2 separate regions of the Homo sapiens genome follow, and region 2 is linked to region 1. The links are chromatin loops, found by intact Hi-C in ENCODE. Cell type or tissue: PC-9. All regions are shown on one strand. Links, peaks and the distances in the headings refer to the core of each region. The heading gives the core; the rest is flanking DNA.

Region 1 (16,620 bases), core at 7,732-10,231:
CATATATGGACAGCATCCTTCATGCTAAACTGTTTTTGAAAACCTTCACACACTTGCCTCTGTTCACCACGCTACTATGCTGTTCAAGAAATGTATTTTTCATTGATCTAAGGATGCCCTGGTCATATGGTTGAATTAATAAATTACATTTGGAGAAAAGTACATGGCATAAACAACATTACTTTTGATGAAAATTTTAGCTGAAAGCTGAGCAGAACAGTTGTCAAGGAATAATACTGGCAGTCAACATCCAGTCCAGCTTCCCTACAGTGAGCTTCAGCCACTGGTACAAATTGTTTGTGTAACCAATGAGAAAAGATGTCCCTGATGATCCAGGCTTTTGGTTAGCATAATAATGAACTAGTAAGAAATTGACTCCTTGCAAACAGCAAGGACACAAGCTTTTGCCTACACAGCAAGTGTACATTTATGTGTGTGTGCTGCATTAACACATCCGAGCACAGATATTCTGTTCATGGTATCTTTCATTCCTCTAGGGGCTTTCTCATCAGCTGTAGTCGTTGTCTTTCTGGGTCAATAACATCAAAACAGTGATGTTTCATCAGCATTATAGATTTGTCCTAGTATTAGATTTTCATCAGCAACAACCTTTGGAAACTCGTCAATGAATTTCTCCACTGCTTCATGAGCAGCAGATGTTTTATTACCACAAATCTTTAATGCCAAGTCTTTTCTTCAATGTCTTAAATTTCTGCAACCAGCCTGTTGAATATTTACAGTTCCTTTCAACTTGCAGTTCGTTGTGATAGATCTTTGCTTGTTTCCTGATTACCATACCGCTAAGTGGCACATGTTCACTGCAGTGCTGATGGATTCACTCTGTTCACACATGATCAAGATCTTCATGTTCAGCTTTATGCAGTGTTTTTCTATTTCTCATTAACTTCTGTCCACCACTTTCCACATAGATCTTCAACAGTTTATCCTTCTGTTTCTTAGGTCATATGTGGTGGTCATTGCAATACTATACCCTTCTGTAAAATGTTTCACACTTATACTGCTACCTGGTCTCTTCAACAGCTTGACTTTCTGTGCTATGGATAAGTAAAAATGCTTTCTCTTTTCCTTACCACTGTTGCCCAAGGGGTATAAACAGGCGGTTTTTTTTTTTTTTTTTTGACATTTTCAACAATATCTTCACACCACAGAGCATAGAATAAGCAAAAAAAACACAGTAAGGAATGCACATAAATCTTGGCCTCACATAGGGCATTGGGGGGAACCTGCCAATGGCATGTCTGGCCTGCACATGTGCCATTTTATTACACTTCTTTTGTGTGCTTGCATGGAGGAAACTGGGCATGTACAGAAAATATATATTGCAGCTGAAGAGGGCTCAAGTCTCTTTCTTCCCTTTGGGATGCTGAATAAACTGTGTGTGATGTGATTGCATTTTGACCGGGACCTAGCACATAAGGACAGATATGAAATTTTTCACTTGTGGCATCATATTGGCATTCAAAAATTTCAAATATTGAAGTGTTTTGAATCTTGAATGTTTGGATTAGGGAAAGCTCAACCTATAGTCACTTTCCTGTAAGAAAAACTGGAAAACTCTACCTTATCTAAGTGGTCAAGATTAACATCACCAGTGATAAGTCATGTGGATAGGTATACTATATTCTCTAATATGATGTGATGAGAAGGGCACTTCACCTCTGTGATACTCTCTCCCATAACCCACAGCCTCGTCTAATCATGAGCAAAACAGCAGACAAACCCATAGTGAGGGATATTCTTCAAAATACCTGACCAGTACTGCTTAAGACTATCAAGATCATGGAAAACAAGGAAAGACTAGGAAACTATCACGGACCACAAGGAGACTGTGGAGACATGACAACTAAATGCAATGTACTACCCAGGATTGGATCCTAAAACAGAAAAGGGATATCAGTAGAAAAACTAGTCTTTTCCCTTTTCTCCCTGCATTTTCTCTTCAGTGTGTCTCTTATAAGGATACTTGTCATTGGATTTAAGGCCCACAGTGGACAACCCAAAATAATCTCATATTGAGATTCTTAACCTAATTACATTTACAAAGACCTTTTATTTTCAAATAAGGCCACATTCACAGACTCTGGGAGTTAGGATATGAACATATTTTGGGGGCCACAGTCCAGCCCACTACAGATGTTAACATTAGAAGGAAATTTGTAAAGCATATACAAGACCTTGCTATACACTCTGCAACTTTTCTGTACATCTGAAGTTTTTCCAAATTAAAAGGGATATTTTAAAAAATTAAAAATAAATACATATATGAGCAAAGTTCGCCTATGATATAAAAATTCAGAAACTCAAAGAGTAAAAGGAAGCCACCACAGATGGATATCTCTTTGTAGACAGCAAAATTGGAGGCAGCTGTTATCTATAAATTTGTAAAGAATAATACTTAGTAACAATAATACTGTAGAAAATACCTGAATTATATTCTGGTTTTCTACACATGTCTAAGCCACTAAAGACGAAAAACTATCCTGACTTTTCAAATATCTTCAACTAAACTTGAAGATAAAGGATGTAAAATTGTTTTAATGTTTGGTTACTATTCTTCCTTTTTTAAATTGCAGATTTGGAAGGAAGTCAACTACTGCAAAACTATATATATATATATATATATATATATATGCAGATTCAACAGCTCTTTCATTTGGAGTATGTGTCACATTACAGTAACTATATTATATATATATCTATATGCAGATTCAACAACCCTTTCATTCTGAGTGTGTGTAACATTACAGTAAAATTCCAAACTTTACAAAATTTTCTCTAATTGATTTAGTGCTTTGAACAAATGCAAGTTAAGTGGTTCCAATGGCTGGCATTTTCTCTATATTTATCAATAAAGTAATTGCTTCAGCTCAAACCTGTAATTTAAAAGCTTAAATTGATTAAGCAGGGTTGCCCTTCCTGAACATTTTTTTGGTCACCTTTCTGAGGCACATTTGTATCTAATAGATACTGATCTGAGGGTTTCTTTTACTTTCATTGGGTTGTTTTCCTTAATATTATAAAAAGATCTATTGTCTCAAATGGTCCATATTGAAAAGTGATTTGGGTTTATATAGAATTCTTATTCTTATGGTTAGAATTCTGTACCTTTTTGATGTTAGGGAAAGAGGTCTGCAGTTAGGTGACAACCAAATACCAAATATCAAACATGGAATATAGTAATGTCAGGTACCACAGCCCTAAGATCCTGGCTTGACTCTAGACCAAACCTTGCTGACCTAGAGGCCGAATGGCCACACTCTCTTTTCAGAGTCATCCAAGGCTAGCATGCAGATGAAGGCTAACAGAACAGAGGGGAAACTGATTCTCCAAATCCAAGATTCTGTGTGGCTCTGAACACAGAATGCACACCTTGTCTTAAAACAAATCACTTAAGAAACCTGTCAGGGAAAGTGTAATCCCAGTCTGGTCCCCACTGGTGATGAGAATACACTGCACTTCTTCCCATACCCCCATCTCATCCTGACCACCAGATTCCAAAATCAGAAACTATTCTGGTGTTTAAAGTGGCACATTTACCAAAATGATAAATAAAATGTGAACATTTAAGATATTAATGATGCTTTAAAACTATACATATCACCTTTTCCCCCAGTATTCAGCTTATAACTCATAAAACAATCTGCTTTCCTTACCAACCCATAGATATCCCTCTGCTTTTCCTCCTTTAATTCCCTGTCACTGTTTCCCTCAAACCATTTGAACACTCCCTTTTCTCATGTCTGTCTCCCAAAGGTGAGGTCCCAGTCATCTCGCCTCAAGCCAAACGATCTCTGAGATGTTCCAAAATGTTCAGTTCAGCTTGCCTTGTGTTACTTTCTGAAAGAAGTCCCTAGTCAGTTGCAGGAAGAAAGTTCCTGGCAGTTGCCTCCTTTTGTTTTCCACCATCTGTTTTATTCTGTACCCTCCTGATCTTGCTTTCTTCCCAGCAATTTGTGCATTTCAGTCACTGAATTTCATGAGATAAAGCTGCCTAGGTGACCACCCTCCTCCCCCAACAACACCGTGAGAACTATTCTAGAAGAATAAATGTAACACTCAGACTTCCAAGTGAGACATGAAAGGAGGATTTGAGCCGAATTATTTTTGTAGAAGCACAATGTGGGGCATTTGCTTAAGGAGCAATACCAGACTCTCTGTGCCTTGTCTCTCTTCCCCATATTTTACCCTTTTGAGTTTCTTTGGAGAAGGCTGGCTCTGGGATATGCACAGAGCCTTATACACTAGGTTCTAAGACTCCTCAACTTAAATAATAGCCACTTACCACTACTCCTCTCCTTCGAATCCCACGGGATGGAGTTCCACTGTCCTGCAGCTCTCTTTCTTCTGTCTGTCGACAGCTTTCTTTTTAGTGTATAGATCCTTTCATTCACCATCTTCTGGCTTCCCATTTGTCTGAAGTCAAGTTCCTGTAAGCACCATTTAAGAACTTCCTAGGTACTGCAAGTTATTTTAGCTAGTCTTCTAAAATAGCATCTGGTAATTCAAATGATACTGTGCTACAAGATGAAAATATGAACTTCATTTTATTGTGGATACAAATATGAGCAAAAATGCTTATGGGTGTGGGTCAAGAATATACTCATGGAAAGTTAATACCTTTATTACAACAAAGAACTTTTTTATAATAACTTAGAAGTCATTCAAAAGTAATCTAAGAACAGATTTATTTTAGAAACTAATTACACTGTGACATCTGGACTGCACAGATCAATCAGCAATATTAGAAAGAAGTGTTGAAAGAGAATGAGATTTTCGGTCAGAAGATTAAGGCCCAAATCCTGTCTCTGCTGCTTTCTAGCTTTATGACCTTGAGTAAGTTTCTTAACTTTTGAAGTGTATGCACATAATACCTTTCATAATAGAATAGTTGTGTTCCCATTGTTTCCATGCCTTTCTATATCCACTCTCCTTGACTTTTCAGTTCCTCTCATTAAGAATAGAGACTATTTCCTCATTCCTTGAAACTGGGCCAAGAAAATGCTTCAGAAGTAGTTGCGTGCCAGTGCCAAGAGTGAGCCATGAGAGGATTCACATGCCTCCACTCACTCATTTGGCACCTGCTTGAAACTAGCTAGGGTTAGCCTGCTGGAGAGGCAATATCCACTCTTGTGTGCCCAGGTGACCAAACTCTACACCTATGAATGAGGCCACCCTAGACTAGTAAGTCCTAGAAATCTGCCAACTTACCGCAGACTCGTTAGCAAGCCCATTTATGATCACCTGAGCCTGGTCCAGACCACAGTTACCCAACCAAGACAAAGACTTGTGAGTTAAACAAATTATTGTTTCAAGCCACTCAGTTTCAGGGCAGTTAGTCATACAGTTATAGCAAACTGATACAGGTACTACATAGGTTGTTGTGAAGATTAAATGAAAAAAATATGTAATGCACTTACTGCAGTGCCTAACATATAGTAGATTCTTAATGGATTGTTGCTACTTTTATTATCATCATACCAAAATGATCTGTTTTTATGTTAATGAAGTAATAGTTCATGACAGTGCTTTTTCTAATATTTCTTTCTGAAGGCTGTATTAGTCAGGATATAAATGACAAATACAAATCAACTTAAATTTTAAAAGGAGTGGTTCATTAGCACTGATGTCAGACAGACTGAGATCCAGACCTCAATATCACCATTTCTCCCCTATCTTCCCTGTCTCTCTTTGTGTTGGCCTCATTCTTACTATTGCAGACAGGCTTTCTCTACAAGAGATAAAGTCAGCCATCCTCAGCTATTCTTCTAGTGCCAGGAACATAGAAGCAACAGCAATTTTCCCTATTGACTCCAATATAGAAAAGTCCCAGACAAGGGCTCCAATTGGCCCAGCTTGAGTCACGTGTTAATACCTGAACCAACCACAGCAGCCAAGGAGGTGGGGCTCTCTGTCCACATCACTTCATGTGCTGACCCTGTATAAACAGGGAGAAAGCAGAGTCTGCACTGAAGACATAGAAAAGAAGGGGGAAATGTGCTCAGTTGCCAAAGACAATACTACCAGAAGCCTGGAATAATAAATTATGCTATGGCCACCCTCCAATTCACCCCTTATTATCACTGGACTGGATCTTTGGACTTGAAGCCTATAGTCCACTAAGGCAGAAAATAAACTGCCTTCAGAAACAGAATTCAGGGCTCTGTGCCTACTTTTCTCCCTATAATCATTCCTTAAAATTATTTTAACCACCCTGATATGGAGCAGCCCTGGGAATATGAGGGAAATCAACCCAATAGATATGTACTTTTAAGGAAAAGCATTTTATTATACTTAACTTCCCATTCTTTTACCAACATACAAATATTCTTATTGCACTCTCATAGAGCTTTTGGTGTTCTAGACACTGAGATTTTATTTTATTTATTTTGAGACAGTGTCTCACCCTGTTGTCCAGACTGGAGTACAGTGGTGCAATCACGGCTCACTGCAACCTTGACCTCCCAGGGCTTAGATGATCCTCCCACCTCAGTTTCCCAAGTAGCTGGGACTACAGGTGTGTGCCACCACACTCAGCTAATTTTTTGTAGAGATGAGTTTTGCCAAGTTGCCCAGGCTGGTCTTGAACTCCTGGGCCCAAGCAATCTGCCAGCCTCAACTTCTTAAACTGATGGGATTACAAGTATGAGCCACCGCGCCTGGTCTTGGTTGGATACAGAGATTTTAGAGGCTTTACTGGCCATGGCTGAATTTACACCTAATCCTCAAAGATGATATCTTTTGTGAGCTGGATCGTAGGATTGTAGAGATAGAAGAAAACCTAGAGGTCATTTATATCTAAATTGGGTGAAAGTAGCAATGACATCCCAGGTGATAGACATTGGGGCCATGGGTGTTGCAATTGTTGCTACTGCTGTTATAGTTGAATGTGTGACATAAATGTCACATGTATGAATATGTAATCTTGTGCCCATGCCCCACTTGAGGTTATAGCACCTAGAATTGAAAAGAGGGTAGTCCAGCCTGCAGGAGAAGAGGGAGGGGATCCCCTCACTCCTTTGCCATGCCACACTTTTTAATCAATGAAACCTAAGTTAACATTAACTTTGTTTAAAAAAAGTAAGTTAATTCTGGCTGTGCGTGGTGGTGACTCATGCTTGTAATCCCGGCACTTTGGGAGGCCGAGGTGGGCGTATCACTTGAGGTCAGGAGTTTGAGACCAGCCTGGCCAACATGGCGAAACCCTGTCCCTACTAAAAATACAAAAATTAGCCAGGCGTGGTGGCACAAACCTGTAATCCCAGCTACTTGGGAGGCTGAGGTGGGAGAATCACTTGAACCTGGGAGGTGGAGGTTGCAGTGAGCCAAGATCACATTGCTGCACTCCAGCCTGGGCAACAGAGTGAGGTTATATAAAGTGTGGTTCATCTTAATTTGATAACGGAGATTTTATGTAAAATCTCTTCTGCACCACCATTTTAGAGATCTTACTTGAAGTGCTGACTTGTCAATGACAGAGATACTGAAGAAACTGCTAAATGAATGCTATTTGAGATGGAGATTTTGTATTTTTATGAATCAAAATAAATAAATAAAAATAAGTTAACTCTGCTGACAGCCATTGTACACAACTGATTTATACTATCTTCACTGCCAACTACATTTCCTGTCTTCTTCAGATTTGTCACAGCTACTTATCCTGTATACATGCTATTGACTTTAGGACACATGTAGTGGCCTTTACATGTAGTCTCTTTAAAACAATTCTTGCTATACTACCAAGTTTAACCAGCCTAAGACTTAGGATCTTGATTTGACCATTTAATTTATTCTATTTAATTTCACATCATCCCAAATTTGATAAACGTGCATACAACATCCTCAACCAAATCACTGTAAAAAGAATTAAAGAAAAAGGCCAAGAACAACCCTAGACACATTCCTCCATTTGATATCAATCTATTAAATAGCTATTGAGACAATTATCAATATACATAATTACACTTACATCCCAGCCCCAATATCACTTCATCCAGAAGTGTATTATGAGAGACCTTCTGAAGTGCCTTGTTCAAACTCAGATTTCCAAGTTCTCTGCCCTTTCTAGGTCTGGAGGTCTGGACACCCTGTTAAAGAAAAAAGTTTGCTGTGACAAGTGTCAAACCCAATCTGGCTTCTCATGAAGTAGGTGCTACTGCCTCTAGGGACTACTCACCCATTCATCTGATAGGGTCTTACAGAATCGAGACCACATTCACTATTGTAGACCAAAGTTTATTGAAATTACTACTCCCCCTTTTTAGAAATGTCAAGCATCGCGATCCTCAAACTTCTGCCTTTCAGCCATTCTTGGGCTCACCATGATTTCTGGGAAGGTTTCATATTCTCAATTTCAAGTTCAGAAATATAACTCACCCATTTGACAGACTTCAGATCTCTAATGGAACAGCTGCAATTCTCTTTCAGTGGCTAAAACCAAATACTAACATTAATACATGAACAGCCCACTCATTAGAAACCCAGGTTTTGTGTTTAGTGCTGTTTGAGTAATTCTGTGTCCCACAGGAGCAGAGGATCTTCCAACGCTGTTTGCGCTCCCCAAAGACTCTTGCACCATCAAGCTAACAGCAAGGTTACTGACGGAAACAGATTTTTCTAAAAATATCCTTGGCAATGTGTGGACATGAAACACATGCCACATATATTTAGTCATAAAAATATAAAAAATTTATTTTTGTCTAGCAACTATTTATTTCCAGATGTGTGACTAAGCACAGCAACCAAATCATACCTGACTTAAAAAAAAATTAAGACCAGTCGAGCTGCCTAACCACAGAAGAAAGGTCTATTAATAATTTAACCCTCGTTGCTACTGGCAAGCTGGCTGCAGACTGAAGCACCAGCTTTATCCTCCTGGTTAGCTTAGAACATAGAGTCTGCAGTACAGGAATCTTACCACTCAAAGATGTTTCATACTTGTCTGAATTGGAATGCATAAGATGTAACCTTAACAGGTCTTTTCTATTAATTAGACGAGACTTTTATTTAAAGAAAAGCCTCACCTTGGAAAAACAAGTATGAAAAATATAAAAACCAGGTTTAAAACACCTGGAAAATGTGGTGATTCTACTCCAATATGACTATTCAGTTGTTCATTTATTCCAATTAAAGTGTAATCCTGTAATGTGTAAAGTGTAATGTGCTGCTCTAAATTAGTGTGGGTTTTGTGCTTGGCTTGTACTGCCACCTGGTGGTTTTCTACATGTAGTAACATCAGACCCAGGAATGTCTTGAATTAGTATTCATTTAGCAGTCTATTCAGTATCTCTGTCATTGACAAGTCAGCACTTCAAGTACGATCTATAAAATGGTGGTGGAGAAGAGATTTTACATAAAATCTGTGTTATCAAATTAAGACAAACCACACCTTATTTAATCACATCATTTTTATGTGAACACATTTAGCATAAAGATTAGCAAATCTGAGCCGGGTGCGGTGACTCACGCCTGTAATCCCAGCACTTTGGGAGGCCGAGGCAGGCGGATCACCTGAGGTCAGGAGTTCGAGACCAGCCTGGCCAACATAGTGAAACCCCTTCTCTACTAAAAGTACAAAAATTAGCCGGGTGTGGTGGCATGTGCCTGTGGTCTCAGCTACTTGGGAGGCTGAGGCAGTAGAATCACGAACCCGGGAGGCAAAGGCTGCAGTAAGCCAAGACTGCACCACTGCACTCCAGCCTGGGCAACAGAACGAGACTCTGTCTCAAGAAAAAAAAAAAAAAGATTAGCAAATCCATAATGAAAATTCCATAAGAGAAAAAAATTTAAGGGTAATTACACCCCCAAAATAAGAAAAAAATGAATGAAAAAGACAAGGCCTTTCCAAATATAGGCCTACCTGGCTTTTGATAAAAACAGGCCTAGCGCGGTGGCTCACGCCTGTAATGCCAGCATTACAGCATTTGAGACCAGCCTGGCCAACGTGGTGAAACCTTGTCTCTACTAAAAATACAAAAATTAGCTGGGCAAAATGGCACATGACTTTAGTCCCAGCTACTTGGGAAGCTGAGGCAGGAGAATTGCATGAACCCAGGAGGTGGAGGCTGCAGTGAGCTGAGATGGTGCCACTGCACTCCAGCCTGGGTGACAGAGTGAAAAAACAAAAATAAATTAAAAAATAAACGCAAACACCAGAAAATTGGGAGTTAAATAGTATTACTATAATATAATAGTATTACTATATAATATAATAATATAATAGTATTACTATATAATATAATAATATAATAGTATTACTATATAATATAATAATATAATAGTATTACTATATAATATAATAATATAGTTTAGTAGTATTACTATACAAAAGTAGTTTCCATAGGTTTCTTTGATATGTTTTAGAATTCATGTTTCTCTTTTGTGAAATGTCTCTTTTTGACTTTGGCTCTGATGATTTCCCAGTGTTCATATGGATAAATGTGAATATTTTAAAATTAGGGTTATATTTCTTTTAATTACATTTATTATAAGAATTTTACCAATTGATACATGGAATTTTCTTTAATTATTACTTTAGTGACAGAACAGTTTTAGATTTTCCCAAATCAAGACTACCAATTATTTTCTTATTCCATTTTTTTATTTATTTTTTAAATACATTTTATTCTGAAAGGTAATATTTGTTTTGAAAGGTAACACTTTCTCATGGTTCAAAAGGGAAGAAAAGTCTCTGTTACTTCATCATTCATTGTAACCAGTTTCTTGCCACCTCTGAGAAACAGCCATTGATTTTTATGTTTAGTAAGTTTTTTTTACAATAAAATATTTTCACTTAGCCTTTCTATCGTGATTTTTTCCATTTAATTTTTAAACTACATAGACATTATTTTGCTTTTTAATATCAAGTAAATCTCTTTTTTGTTTTTTCCAAATGGCAAATCACTGTTGCCAGCAATGTGTGTTGGATAAGTCCTCCCTCCTCTGCTGATTTGGGATATTTACTTTAAGACTAAGGTCCAGCATACACTAAGAACTGTTTCTGAGTTATATCTTCCATTTCATTGACAGGGAATGCCTGTGCAATTACCATGCTAATTTAATTATCTTGTAAAATTCAGAATATTTCATATCTAGTATTTTAAAAGGAGTTAATACTCCTTCACTACTATTTTTCTAAATTGTTCTGGGTGAATTTGTGCAGCAGCAATAGAAAAAGAATTGTTCTGGCTATTCTCATCATCTTATTATTTTAAACGAACTACTGAATATAATTTTGTCAGGTTCCCAAAGAATTAGATCAAGTTACTTTAAGAAAGAGACTCTGGCCAGGCACAGTGGCTTATGCCTGTAATCCCAGCACTTTGGGATGCTGAGACAGGAGGATCATTTGAGGTCAGGACTTGAGCCTGACCACATGATGAAACACTGTCTCTACTAAAAATACAAAAATATTAGCCAGGCGTGGTGGCACGTGCCTGTATTCCCAGCTACTTGGGAGGCTGAGGCAGGAGAATCGCGTGAACCTGGGAGGCAGAGGTTACAGTGAGCTGAGATCGCGCCACTGCACTCCAGCCTGGGCAACAGACCGAGACTCCATTTCAAAAAGAAAAAGAGAGACTTTGTGAGCACTCTAAATTATGAATTATTTTGGAAAGAATTGTTACGTTTATACATAGCTTGTTAGTTGAAAAAGCAGGATTAGTGATAAGCCCTTCTAATGTTCTTAAACTGGATAGTTTTTCAAGGAACAAATTGAAAAAACCTCAAAAGGTGCTTTGTGCCTGCAATATGGCAGTAGAGCTACGCAGAGAAATCCTATAATTCAGAACAAATAAAAATACTGGATAAAATATTTTAAAATATTGTTCTAAATGCGTGTCTGAGTTGGCTGAAAAATATGGGACGTCCTGAGAGGCCACAAATAAAAAATAACAGGAATCCAAAGCAAGTTCTGGAGCTGGGATTTGCCTGGGACATTTGCTCACCCCAGTGGCTTATTGCTTAGGCTTCATAGGGCCACTTGGGAGTTAGGAGATAAGACATGAGGCCTGTGCAAAATGTGATAGGATTATGACCCACGCATAACGTCTGTTCCCTGAAAGGTAACATCCTCAGTAAGTGAATGGAAAGGAGGGAGATCACCCTACAGAAGAGAAACAGTAGGGATGATTAGCCTATGTAGTATGAAAAATGATAAAACAGGGAGGAAAGTTTTCCTTGAAAATGACTAACACCAGCCCTCCCTCATGTAGGATGGGGTAAGAATTTACACTTATGTGTAGTCTGAGTGCTCCCAAGTCAGTGATACTCCAAGTACTCAGCAAAAACAAACATAAAGGCTTTCTAGAGGAACAGACTCAAATGGTTATCACAAATTAATTTCCAAACAACATCAGTTCACATTGAAAAAGAAAATGACAAACCCACGAGAAAATGGGCAACAAGTGACAGTCAGCTAAAACAGAGTTAGACCCTGTCAATCAGAGTATCAGAGTATTGAATAGTGTGTTTCATCTATTTCAAGACATAAAAGAGGGTGCATAACAAAAAAGCAAAAGATATCCTAAATTACCTACATCTTTGAAAAAAAACAAAGGGAACTCCTAGAAAAATAATGTATAATAACTGACATTAAAAACTCAGTATTAACAGCTGAAAAGAGAATTAGTGAGTTGGAAGATAAAGCTGAAGAAGACAAACACCAAGTCTCTGATTCAGGAATCCCAGTTAATCATAGCTAGGTTAAATAAAAAGAAACTCACATCTACTCATATTGTAATAAAATTCAGATCATCCAAGAAAAAGAGAAGAAAAGACAGATTATTTGGCAAGGAACAACCATTAGACTGACCTGTGACTTTTTCCATAAAATGTAAGGCATATTCATTTTATATATTCACTCTTATTATAGGAAGTAATAGTTTCAAAGTGCTGAGAGAATACAACCATTAATTTAAAATCATGTACCCAGCAAAATCCCTTTCAAAAATGAGAGTGAAACAAAGACATTTTCAGACAAATAAAGGCTATGAGAGTTTAGCATGAGTAGACCCTCACTAAATGAGCCTATAAGCAGTGTTTCTCAAACATTAATTTGCATATGAATCACCTGGGGGGTTTGTTAAAATATAAATTGCTATTCATTATGTCTGGGGAGGGATCTGAGATTCTGCATTTCTAATAAGCTCTCTAAGTGATGTTGATGCTGATGGTCGAAAGATTGCAATTAGAGTAGAAATATTTTCTAAAGTATATACTTCATTAAGAAAAAAATTATCTTGAATAGATGGTCTGAGATGCAGGAGAGAATGATGATCAAAGAAGTGGTAACCCGTAAAAAAAGTATTTAATGACTATAAATCGATAAGAATGTCAAATTTGTGAGTTTAAAAATATACAATAATAGAATTAAAATACTGAACAATAGCCCCTAAGTGGGGTAAAGGGTAGCTAGCATCAGACATTTCTAAGGTCCTTGTTTTTTTTTTTATTCAAGAAGAGGATAAATATATATTTATATATATTTGTATATTATTTTATTTTTATTTATTTTTGAGACAGAGTCCTGTTCTGTCGCCCCGACTGGAGTGCAGTGGTGCAATCTTAGTTCACTGCAGCCTCAACCTCCAGGGTTCAAGTGATCCTCCTGCCTCAGTCTCCAAAGTAGCTGGGACCACAGGTGTGTGCCATCACACCCAGATAATTTTTGTATTTCTTGTAGAGATGGGGTTTCACCATGTTGCCAAGGCTGGTCTCAAAATCTTGAGCTCAGGCGATCCACCTGCCTTGGCCTCCTGAAATGCTGTGATTACAGGCATGAGCCACTGCACCCAGTCCCATATTATTTTATATATTTAGTCTTTTTTTTTTTCTTTTGAGACAGAGTTTCTCTATTGTTGCTCAAACTGGAGTGCAATGGCACGATCTCAGCTCACTGCAACCTCCGCCTCCCGGATTCAAGCTATTCTCCCGCCTCAGCCTCCCTAGTAGCTGGGATTACAGGCACATGCCACCACGCCTGGCTAATTTATTGTATTTTTAGTAGAGACAGGGTTTCACCATGTTGGCCAGGCTGGTCTTGAATTCCTGACCTCAAGTGATCCGCCCACCTCAGCCTTCCAAAGTGCTGGGATTACAGGCGTGAGCCACCATTCCCAGCCATATTTAGTCTTTCTTGAGTTAGATATGCAAGTTAAAATTTGAGAATTCCTGAAAAACTATAATTTGGCTACATATAACTTCCATACTATGACAGGAGAAAAATATTAAATAAAAACAATTTTTAACAAATCCAATACAAGACCAAAATATAAAAAAAGAAAAGAGAAAAAAAAACATAGAAGAAAGAGAGATGAAATGGAAGAACAAAATAAAATGGTAGAAATTAAAACAAAGGTATAATATTTACATTAAATAAAAGTGAACCAAATATTCTAAGTAAAAGATTATAAAACAGAATCTTTTAAAAATCCAATCTTATGATATTTACATTACTGCTATGGTCTGAATGTTTATGTCCCTCCAAAATTCGTATGTTGAAATCTAACCTCCAAGGTGATGGTATCAAGAAGTGGAGCCTTTGGGTGGTGATTATGTCATGAATGGGATTAGTGCCCTTATAAAAAGGCTTGAGGGAGCCTGTTAGCCCCTTTCACATTGTAGGGATGCAGCAAGAAGGTGCCATCTGTGAGGAATGGGCCCTCACCAAACACTGTGGCACCTTAATCTCAGATTTTCCAGCCTCCAAAACTGTAAAAAATAAATTTGTGTTGTGATAAATTACCCAGTCTAAGTTACTTTGTTATAGCAGGAATGGACTAAGATGACAATGACATAGCTATACTATAAGGACACAAAAATGGAAAGTAATAGGAGGAAAAAAGATAAAGCACACTAATACACACCAATAAAAGTTCATGTGAAATCATGAAGAAAAAAATTCTCGAAGCAAAAAAAATTACCAGATTCAAAGATTACATATTAATGGAAATTTAATTATCTAGGAAGATATATCAATTGTATGAATATGGATGCAATATAATAACATAATTTCAAATATATACAGGGCCAGGTGCAGTGGCTCATGCCTGTAATCCCAGCACTTTGGGAGGCTAAGGCGGGTGGATAGCTTCAGTTCAGGAGTTCGAGACTAGCCTGGGCAACATGGTGAAACCATGTCTCTAATAAATACACAAACATTAGCCTGGCATGGTGTTGTGGGCCTGTGGTCCCAGCTACTGAGGAGGCTGAGATGGGAGGACTGCTTGATCCTGGAAGGTGGAGGTTGCAGTGAGCCGAGATCAAACCATTGCACTCCAGCCTGAGTGAAAGAATAAGATCCTGTCTCAAAAATTTAAAAAAAAAGAAAAAGAGGCCGGGCATGGTGTCTCACGCCTGTAATCCCAGCACTTTGGGAGGCCAAGGCGGGCGGATCACGAGGTCAAGAGATGGAGACCATCCTGGCCAACCAACATGGCAAAACCCCATCTCTACTAAAAATACAAAAAATTAGCCTGGCATGGTGGCATGCGCCTATAATTCCAGCTACTCGGGAGGCTGAGGCAGGAGAATTGCTTGAACCTGGGAGGCGGAGGTTGCAGTGAGCCAAGATAGCGCCACTGCACTCCAGCCAGGGCAACAGAGCAAGACTCTGTCTCAAAAAAAAAACAAAAGAAAAGAAAAAGAAAAAATATACATATATATATAGAGAGAGAGAGAGAGAGAGAGCAAAAAATGACAGAAATACAAGGAGACATTAACAAATCCATATCATAATGGGAAACCTTAAAACACACAATAGCTGATAGATCAAGCAGATTACAAATCAGTAAGGATATAGAAGATTGGAATAATATGGTTAATAAGCTAGATCCAAAGGACATATTATGGAACACAGCATACAAGTAGAGACCACAGAATATTTATAAAAAGTAACCACCTATTATGACCCAAAACAAATTTCAAAAAATCAAAATCTTATAGTTTTATTACTTATTATTTATTATTAAAAATAAATAACAAAAATATAACTTACATTCAAAAAGACTCCATACAGTGAAAATTAAAAATGTATCTCTAAATAACTCAAAAGTCAAAGAAGAAAATGCAAAAATACTTAGAAACAGATATGTAGCTGGCACACACCAATATGGCCAAGTTAATTGGTAAAACATTGAAAAACATTTAAATATATTGGGAAGTACTGTAATAATAAGTATTAGAAGAGGTAAAATTAATTAATAATGTAAGTGTGGATATAAACTGGCTAATTTAAACTACATATACAATATTGCAATCCCCAGAGACAAGTGGATCTTCCACTACTGCGGCATTAGAGAGCATTCACAACACTATCCTCCAGTTCACCTGACTCATAGTAAGCTTTCTAGCACCAGTGAATACACTCTGTACAACGCACTCAGGGCTTTACGATGATCATTAGGTTTTCATTTTGCTAAAATTATATAGTTCCCACTACTTATAAATGTATTTTTTGTACTTTGGACATATGCATGTGCACTGTAATTCTTGTGTAAGCAGTAATTGTTCAGCATTTTGATATTTAACATTCAATAATTTACGCAATGATTTTAAACATTATCTTAAAATCAAATGCCCACAATAAAGAGATAGTTTTTTCTT
Region 2 (3,520 bases), core at 387-2,886, 1.4 Mb before region 1:
TTTTATTGTTAATCAGAGATGCAAATGTATTTGTATGGTGATAAGCAAACCCAAAAAACCTTAGTGACATTGAAATGTAGTCCTGAAGGCACTTAGTGATTTTACAACGGTAACCATTTTTGTAGATTAGAATTTTATTCTTCACTTTTTAATTTTTTTTTTTGAAGATTGTGAATTGGAAATCCCCCAGCTTGCTGGCTCCCTCAGTGGGACATTCCAGCACATTATTACTTAGTGATGTTCCATTCACCTTGAAAACCACTACTTGCCAGGACCTGGCCCATAAGGGTTAGGTAAGTCCCACCTTGATATTATTTTGAATAACTATATTTTGCAGGCTTGCAAAGTTGTAATATTACTATGTCTAAATATTGGTGATAGGAAACAACTTTGCAAAGCTGTATAATGTTTTTTTTTTTTTTTAATAATAAAAGGGACTTCACTCACCATTGAAGACTGGCCTAACTCTGCTGGATGGGAAATCTGGGAATTGATATAAGAGGATAGTAACAGAAAAGTTACTTGCTCAAATATCACTAAAAAGGCAAACTATGGAATGGATCCCTCATCCTCAATTTTAAGTTTTAGATTTATAGGCTGCATTAGCTATGTGTAGGTAGATGTCCAATCTATTTTCTTTGCAGGCTGTCCTTGTTTTATCATTTGATTTTTTCATCTCTGTTGAATAAAGCATCCTACGTTACAGATTTCTGAAGTTAATATTTTTAGGCTGTAGGTATTAATAGTTGAAAACCTTAAAAAGATTATTCTAGCTTGACTATAAATTATGTTGACATATTAAAGCAGATATTAAAAAATTTAGTATAAGCATCTTGTTTCAGTATACTGATAAATTTGTTTTAATTTCTATAGCCTAACTTACGTGGTGGCAATGCCTTTTTATTCAGCAAGTCTGATTGAAACAGTGCAGGTGAGCTTTTTTTTACTGTCATTTTTTTTTTATTTAAGAATAGTTTTTTGACTATTCAGTATATTGTAGATATCTAACATTTCAGCAGAAAATTTTAAGACTATGTCTTAAAATATTTATTTTATAAATATCACAGTTATATCGCACGTTGCTTGTCTGTATATTTCCATTGGTATCTTAAGTCACACTTCTAGTTTTAATTATTTTTGTCCTTTCCATAGGCAACTATACTCTTCATTTAGACATCTCAGAACACAGCCTATAACTTGCTCTGAAAACAAAGAATCTATAAACTTTTTAAGGCCCTTACATACAACTCAGATGGTTATGGCTTATCATTGGACAGTAAATTAATAATTACCTGAGAATAAACATGATGGATAATCATCCGAACAGGAAGCAGGTTGTCCCCACAGGTAGTTTACTGACAGGATTCTTTTAAAACATGCCTTTAAGTGACATTTGATACTATTGGGTGTGGTAAATACTACAAAGCTGAAGCAATTTTCTGCTAGCACTTGAAATTCTGTTTGCTTGTGTTACTATTCCTAACCACATGGTGGCGCTTCAAGTACATTTAATTAAATGTCTTACCCTCCTTCCTACACTTAAAACTGTAAGATGAAGGTAGTTTTTACTTCACCTGTATACAAAATCCAACTATTTGTACACCTGTCTTCTATTTCCACATCAGATCCTCTAGCATATTCTTTTCTCTAGTATATGTGAGTGCCCTCTCTGTAAAAACTCGCACTGGATCAGCCTTTGCTCTTCTAATTACTCTTTTCTACCTTGTTTCTTTTCTGGCTGTATCATTCATCTTTGATTTATGATTATTATTATTATTATTTCTGTTAGAACTAACTTCAGTTAACTGAAGTTAGTGTCTTGCGACCCAAATCATACTTTCCCTTCCCCTTGCATTTGGCATTGTGTTAAATAAATGATGAATTTTTGTATGGTGCTATAGAATTTACAGAGTTGTCACTTGTATGAGATAGCCTCATTTTAAAGGTAAGGGAAAAATGTCAGGAAGGTAATTATTTAAGGAAAAACAACTAAGCAGAATGATTTATTGGGGAAAACAATTTTTAGCTTGAGACAGACCCATTATCACATTTCTCTGCTTAAATTAGACCTGGGACTTTAGACAGATTTCTTAACCTTTATAATTTTCTTATCCATAAATTGTGAATAGTATTTTAATAACTGACGTGTAACATTGAATGAGTTATTTATATAAGTGCCCGGCTCACTATGTGATAGGGTTTTTTCTGTGTATGTGTTTTTTTTAACCCAGTATTTACTCCTTGTTTCCTGCTTCAAGTTCCACTTGCTAACTCCTTTTGATCTCTTTTGTCTGCTTTTCTAGAACTCTTTTTTCTTTAGATTTCTCTCTCTTGAACATCTTTTTTCAATAATGCCTTTGCCATCTCTTGTCTTATACCTTAAGGCCCAATCCTTGACCCTCTGTTTTTTATCCTATACTCATTATTCTGAAAGAGCTAATTTATTCACAGGAATCATTAGCTCTAATCTCATGTGAGTTAAATCTTCAGACTCAACTTTTAAAAACAATCTCATCTGTCCCTCTAAAAATTAGCTTCCTTTAGAACCTCTTCTCCTTGGCAATATATTAGTGATACTATTGTTATCTTCACACTAAAGATTCAAAACTTTAGTTTTTGTTTTAGGAAAGTTTTTTATTTTTACATTTCTTTCATCCTTCATAATTACCCAGTCATCATGAACTTTGTAGTTATCTATTTCTTCATTAAGAATCCTTGAGGCCTAGGTGGGCGGATCATGAGGTCAGGAGTTCGAGACCAGCCTGGCCAACAGTGAAATCCCATCTCTACTAAAAATACAAAAATTAGCCGGGTGTGGTAGTGGGCGCCTGTTGTCCCAGCTATTCAGGAGGCTGAGATGGAAGAATCGCTTGAACCCGGGAGGCAGAGGTTGCAGTGAGCTGAGATCACGCCACTGTACTCCAGCCTCGGTGACAGAGTAAGACTCTGTCTTAAAAAAAATAAAAAAGAAAGAAAGAAAGAAATCCTTGTACTAGTCTCCACATTTTAAAAGTCAATACTCATACAAGATTGTTTTCAAGTTGCAATACTTATATATATCCTTTTACTGATTAAGGATTCATATTGACTCATATTCCCTAAAATCAACTTCAGACTTCTTATTATAGTTTTAAACCAAGGTTTTAATTACATCACTTTACCTTTCAGATTTGCAGATTATCTTAACTGCTAAACTTTTAAAAAAAATGTATCAATTGTTTATTGAGTACTTGCCTATATCAGGTACTGTTATAGACCCTGGGGATACAACAGCAAACAAAACCAAAATGCTCTGTTCTCATAGCACTTATATTCTTATGGGGAAAGTAGACATAAACAACTAAATAAAAGGTATATTTCATGGCGATTAACTGCTAAAGAAAGCAAAAATAAAGCAAGGAAGGCAAATAGGATGTGTAATGGGTAGGGAGGGGCGGTTAATATTTTTTTAAGAAGATAAGTAAAGGTCTCACTGAGAAGGTGACATTTGTGTAAAGATCAACATGCATATTTGGGAGAA

What was found. Peaks named below come from ENCODE experiments on the same cell type or tissue, not always from the same donor. Only the 100,000 strongest peaks of a DNase experiment are listed, where the experiment ranks them.
Region 2: a loop joins it to region 1, with 14 times the contacts of the local background. A loop is called at or near these places in 12 of 110 quality-filtered maps.

Annotation. Positions count from the first base shown.
Region 1 is chr5:112,137,894-112,154,513 of GRCh38, forward strand. It overlaps a transcript of EPB41L4A not described here. Among named protein-coding and RNA genes, the nearest start is that of EPB41L4A-AS1, 14 kb to the right of the region's middle. In PC-9, for the core only: a CTCF peak has its summit at 9,237 (motif pointing left); a DNase peak (open chromatin) is centred at 9,218.
Region 2 is chr5:110,755,829-110,759,348 of GRCh38, forward strand. It overlaps SLC25A46 (solute carrier family 25 member 46), which reads left to right. Exons shown (of 8, transcript NM_138773.4): 7 at 874-931. Among named protein-coding and RNA genes, the nearest start is that of SLC25A46, 19 kb to the left of the region's middle. In PC-9, for the core only: CTCF peaks have their summits at 1,496 (motif pointing right) and 1,701; no DNase peak of the experiment used is centred there.